Linked DNA regions of Mus musculus: region 2 is linked to region 1. The links are chromatin loops, found by intact Hi-C in ENCODE. Cell type or tissue: left cerebral cortex. All regions are shown on one strand. Links, peaks and the distances in the headings refer to the core of each region. The heading gives the core; the rest is flanking DNA.

Region 1 (2,919 bases), core at 329-2,828:
CGAGTTCGAGAAACTTGGGCTCTCCTTTCCGCCTGCTATATAAGCAGGTTACACAGCCATTTTGGTAATCTCTTTCTTCCAGTTGCCTTGTCTGTGTGTTTAAGATAGAGCAGAGCCTGGTCCACGCTGGAGGACACGGAAGCACTCTTTGTTGTTGCTGTTCTCAATGCCATGTCTACCACTGACACCTGTTTATCTTTGCCAACTTTGTAAACTACTTTCTCCTTCTGACTGCCTGACTTTTTTCCTTAAAAACTTTTTATTACATGTGATTACTTAGCTGTGTGTGCAAGTACACACATAGGCCATAACATACTTGTGGCGGTTAGAGACAGCTCGCTATCGTCTAAGCTGATGGGTCTCTCCTTCCACCACATGGGTTTAGAGAGTCAATCATGGCTCCTCAGGTTTGGCGGCTGGCACCTTTACCAGCTGAGCCATTTCCATCTCCTGGCTACCATTTTCTTTGTTCTTTTCCAACAATTTTTCAATTTTCATCACCCCGCCCCCATGGGCATTTTCCCCACCCTCCAGTCCTGGACACCACCCCTACTTCCCTCTGTCTGATCGTCTGATCCTAGGACCTTGCTTCCAGTGTTATGCTTCCCTCCATTATGCCGCGAAACAGACATGCAGGAAGTGTGACAACAGAGCATGGGTCCCTCTTAGTTCTCAGTCTTCTCCCTCCTGCTGCCTGGGGAGGCTCCATAGATGAGAGTGCCATTCTTCCAGTTAGCGGTGAAGTCCTCGTACCATCAAGTCCCTCTGACAGACCCTGAGTCAACATCCGATTTGTCACCTACTGGCCTCTCCACACACAGATCTGGCTACTTCTTGTCGCTGGTACAGCCACCATCCCAGGGCAAACCATTGCTCTTCATGATTTATCAAAAGTTTCTCAGGTAGGTGCCAGCTTCAAATGCCAGTGGTTTCACTCTTTGAATACATTCCAGAGTCCTCACTGTGGCCCACAGGAGGAGCCTGCCTCCTAGTGACCTCAGGGGCTAGTCTTGCTTTCTATGTGGCCACTTCCTGTTGCTCCTCCAGCCCCACAGGGTTTCACTGTTAGTTCCCCCTGGATCTTCTCTTTAGAAGCTGCATGGCTCTCGCCTTCTCGCCATCTCCGCTTCTCTCATCTGTGTCATGATCAGTGAAGTCTTCTTTGGTCATTGTGTTCTGTTCTCCTGTCCACATGACACTGACAGTCTCCTTTTTTTCTTCAGAGTCCACATCCCTATTGATTTATTTATCAATGTTTATTTGTTGATGGAGGTCCTTCTGAGAACTTGTAAGCGGGGTGAGAAGCCAGGCTTTGAACCCCAGCTCAAGTACAGTGTGTTTGGCAGGTATAGCTTCCTTATTGGTAAGAGCTGGTGACTCTGACAGATTCACATAAAGTTTTGTTTTGTTTTAAATTAATTTTATGTGAGTACACTGTTGCTATCTTCAGACACACCAGAAGAGGGCATCAGATCCCATTACAGATAGTTGTGAGTCACTATGTGGTTTCTGGGAATTGAACTCAGGACCTCTGGAAGAACAGTAGAGTTTTTTTTTGTTTTTTGTTTTGTTTTTGTTTTTGTTTTTTGTTTACATGAGCTCCTGGTTTTATATCTACAGACTTTTCTCTGTTCTAGAAGAGTTAGGAAAAGAAATTGGGATTTAGGACATTGGATAGGTGGCAAAGGTTACAGCTCTGTGTGAGTTGGCCATCTACCTGCAGATAAAGCAGCCTTCCTTCCTTTCTATGTGTGGAAGGGACAAGAGCCAAGTTTTGAATTTATATTTTGAGCCAAGCCAATATAGCAAGTATGTTACAATATGGACTTTTCAAATATGAATGGCTATATGCATTTTAATGGTAAGGAAATTAAGTTTCAAAAGATGAAGAAACATTCTCTGAGGGAGGGGACGGGAGGGGGAGGGGAGGGGAGGGGGGATTTTTGGGATAACATTGGAAATGTAAATGAAGAAAATACCTAATAAAAAAATGGAAGGAAAAAAAAAAAAAAGAAAGAAACATTCTCCTGGCCATGTAGCTTTTGAGTGAGATGACCTGGTCTGATGACCCAGTGGAGGCTGTACTCCTTCCAGTATTTACTGTGCAAAACCTAGAGAGGGGTGCATGGTATTGCAAGGCTAGAGAATTTTCCCATGTTGCATTTCAGTCTTTATTACAAACTTTGGCGAGTAATTATCATTTTAACTTTGCAAGCAATTAACCTTGGTGTATCTATAGGGATCTGGGGTTGACTGTAAACCCTACAGCTAAGACATAGCAGAGATTCAACTTGTAGCAAAACTTTTCTTAAAACCTAACATTATTTTTGACACATTGTATTAGCTAAATACATCACAGTACCATAGAGGTAGGCAAAACCTTGATCAGAAAGAACAAATTCTTCTCTTACAGCTAAAAGCAAAGAGAGGGACTGGATCTAGCTTTTGTTGAGTTTAATGTATCTGGGTCTTTCAAAACCCTTGTTTCTCTTTTCAAAAGAGAAACAAATTTCAAAAACTTGAAGTATTTCCTCCTACTCATATCTCTAGAAACTCAGTTCTTTCCTTGTGTAGTAGAAGTTGATTACTTACTTTATATATTTCTAGAAACATTTAATGCACATAGAGCAAATATATAAAGTGAGCACCTATGATGAGGATTACGATGATTAGTACACAGAGTTATTCTGACTTGTTTTGCTTTGTGATATGGATGCTACATGCAGGGCCTTCTGAGTGCTAGGCAAACCTCCACCCTTCACATACCTACCCAGCCCTGAGTAAGGGCTATATTGATACTGAAAGAACCGAAAGATAATTCAATAATGAATGAAGACCTTGAATGTGTTGGTTTTTCACAGATAAACATGCATTCCTAATATAGATTTCTTGAAGTAAACTTGTTGGGTCAAAGTTTAT
Region 2 (2,919 bases), core at 156-2,655, 58 kb before region 1:
CCCTCAAGATTTTCTTTCTAGATGCAATTTTTTTTTTTTTTTTTTTTTTTTTTACACAAAACAGACTTGAAAGCTTCTCCCAAGCCCGCAGTTTCTCAGAATAACCAGCTTAAAATATGCCGATGGTGCACTATATTTGGGGATAGCATATTCTGGTCTCCTGCAGTCATCTTTTGGGGTGGCAAGTCCTGTGTCCCAGCACATTCTAGCACTCCATAGCTCTACTCTCTCTCCAGTGATACTGAGAGCTATTGGGAGCAAACCTTGTTTGTTCTCCATTGCTGTGGCACCTGCAGGAGGCTGACAGCCCATCTCAGGGCCTCTGGGGGTACAGGAGGGCCAGATTTCTATCACAGAGCATTTCCTTTCAGTTCTGTCCTGAAACAGTGTCATTCTGTGGGGACAGAAGCCAATGCACTAGAAAAGCATCCCAGGAACCGCCTACCTTACTGTGTTTCCAGTTCTCGCCAGCCAACCTAAATTCAACAGCTCCCGAGGGTCTGCCCTAGGCCCTGGAAGCTAGAGGTGTCAGCTTGTCATTGGAAGGAAGGAAGGAAGGAAGGAAAGAAGGAAGGAAGGAAGGAAGGAAGGAAGGAAGGAAGGAAGGACTTCCCCTCCTTGATCTGACTAGTTGCTCTTTTTTGAGTTTGCACATCTTTGAAGCAGCCGCCTTGTGAGATGTGTGAAAGGTGCGGCTGACAGTATAAAACCTAAGCTAGGTGTTATAGCCAGCTCAGTTTTCAGGGCTCAGTCCCCTAGGACTGCAGACACACCTCTCTAAAGAAATCTGTGACAAAAAGACAAAGGTATCAACACATTTCAGCCTCCGGGATGGAGGATCTAAGTTATATTCTGGGCCAGCAAGACAGCTCAGCCAGCTGAACACTTGCCGTGCAAGTCTGAAGACCTGAGTCCAATCCCTCAGGCGCATGTAAAGGTGGAAGAACAGAGACAGAGGCTACGGAGTTGCCCTCTGACCTCCTCCTGAGTACTGTGGCAGGGGTGCACCTTCCACCATATACACATTTATACAATAATAATAAATTAGGTAGAGTATTTTTCAATATCCTTCCCCTACCCCCAGAAAACTGGACGTAGTGGTGTATGCTATTAATCCCATCACTTGGGAGGTAAAAGCAGGAGAATCTCTTGAGTTTGAGGCCAGACTGGTCTACATAGTGAGTTCCAGGACAGTCCGAACTACCAGAAAAACTCTGTCTTCAAAAAAAACAATATATATTTCTTGTATATTGAACTTCACCCTCACTTTTCCTAGAATGGCTAATTCTCCTGTCTAGAATACCACTCGAGGGTTTTCAACGGCCAGTTGATAGATAGACAATTTGGCTCCCGCTTTGGCTGCATCATTAATAGTTGTTTAGAAGCACAAGTATTGTGAGCCTGCAGAAAAATATATGCACACATCTGGGTCTCCTCACAATGCCAGAATGTATTGGGTAACGGTACATTTATAAGCCACATTGTTACCAAGTAATCTGGATTTCTCTGGAGAGCTGCCTGTTAGCAGTTACTGGCTCTTTTATTCCAATCTTAGCTATGTATAGATCATACATTATAGTGTGTGTGTGTGTGTGTGTGTGTGTGTGTGTGTGTGTGTGTGTAAAACAGAATGGTTGCAAAAGGATGAAAGAGACCACAGAGTATGAGAGGTCCTACTGAAGACAGAGGCAGAGATCGAGCAGTGGTTAGGTATTAATGAACCCCATTTCAGGACTGCTAGGGGTGCACAGAACCCCTAGCTTTGGAAGCTCGTACAAGGCAAGTCATTGTAAAGGGCAGAGCAGTTCCTGACAGAGGTCTATGACAATGGGAACAGGCCAAGAAGTGGGGACTGCACTGGGCTGAAGCCCTACAGCTTGGAGTTTTGCACCTGTTATGAGATAAAATGACGGACTGGTGGGCCCGGCTCCACGCCATCGCCATCACAGTATTTCCCTCTGTTTATGGGATCCAAGTACGGTTGTTGAATCCTTTGTTTGGTGTGGCGGGTTCAATTCAAGGGCCTGACTTTCTGATATGACTTTAATATGTCCATTTATCCATGTGTACTCAAGTCTACCTCAGTGATTCTGCAAGTGGTTCCCTTGCGTGAGTAAGTTGTGTATCAGTCTGTGCCTCGTGGTTCACGCTGGGCAGGTGGTAGTGTCTGTGTGCACAAATAGGATGCAGAGTCATCTAGGACTAAAGGCTGCTTTCTAAGGTGGAGTCACCAAGGCAAGGCACAGCCTGAAGCCACCGGTCCACACACTAGTGAGTAACATGGGGCAGAGCACAACATGAACTCTATAATATATATCACATATGTGTGCACATAAACACACATACACACACACTCAGAGGCAAATACACACATATACAGAGGCAAACACACCCATAAATAAACAAACAAAAATAGCAAAACAAAGGAGAACACAGTATTAATATATCAATATTATACTACAATTGTATCCTACAATGTACTATAACTGGCTCTAATTTTAAGAAGACATTCTATTAAACAAGATAAAGGAGACATCAAAAGATGAATATTGTATGATTCTACTTACATGAAATGTCTGGAATAGGAACATTTGTAGACTTGGAAATAAGTTTAAACTAAGTAGAATAACATACACCTGTAATTCCAGTAATTGAGAGGTAGAGGCAGGAGGATGGCATGTTTGAGGCTATCCTGAGCTATATAGCAAGATCCAAACAAACAAAACAGACTGAAGGTAAAAGAATATGGGAAGTTTTCCTCAAAAATTAAAAGCGATTAAATGAGACAGGGTGTTTTTGTTTGTCTTCATACAGGGCATGAGGTTGGAAACAGTCTTATGTCGCCCACACTGATGTAGAACTCTTTACATAGCAGAGGATGACTTTTGCCTCCCTCCCTCACCTCCTCCCTCACTGCCC

What was found. Hi-C counts contacts between places; a loop is a spot of excess contacts. Peaks named below come from ENCODE experiments on the same cell type or tissue, not always from the same donor. Only the 100,000 strongest peaks of a DNase experiment are listed, where the experiment ranks them.
Region 2: it touches region 1 in a loop (2.3-fold over the local background); 3 of 42 quality-filtered maps call a loop at or near these places.

The regions. Positions count from the first base shown.
Region 1 is chr7:114,077,643-114,080,561 of GRCm38, reverse strand. The region is part of intron 1 of Rras2 (related RAS viral (r-ras) oncogene 2); the gene reads left to right. Among named protein-coding and RNA genes, the nearest start is that of Rras2, 39 kb to the left of the region's middle. In left cerebral cortex, for the core only: a CTCF peak has its summit at 1,465 (motif pointing right); no DNase peak of the experiment used is centred there.
Region 2 is chr7:114,135,711-114,138,629 of GRCm38, reverse strand. No RefSeq gene overlaps it. Among named protein-coding and RNA genes, the nearest start is that of Rras2, 19 kb to the right of the region's middle. In left cerebral cortex, for the core only: no CTCF peak of the experiment used is centred there; DNase peaks (open chromatin) are centred at 393, 726, 809, 1,431 and 1 more place; H3K27ac peaks cover 1,109 bases.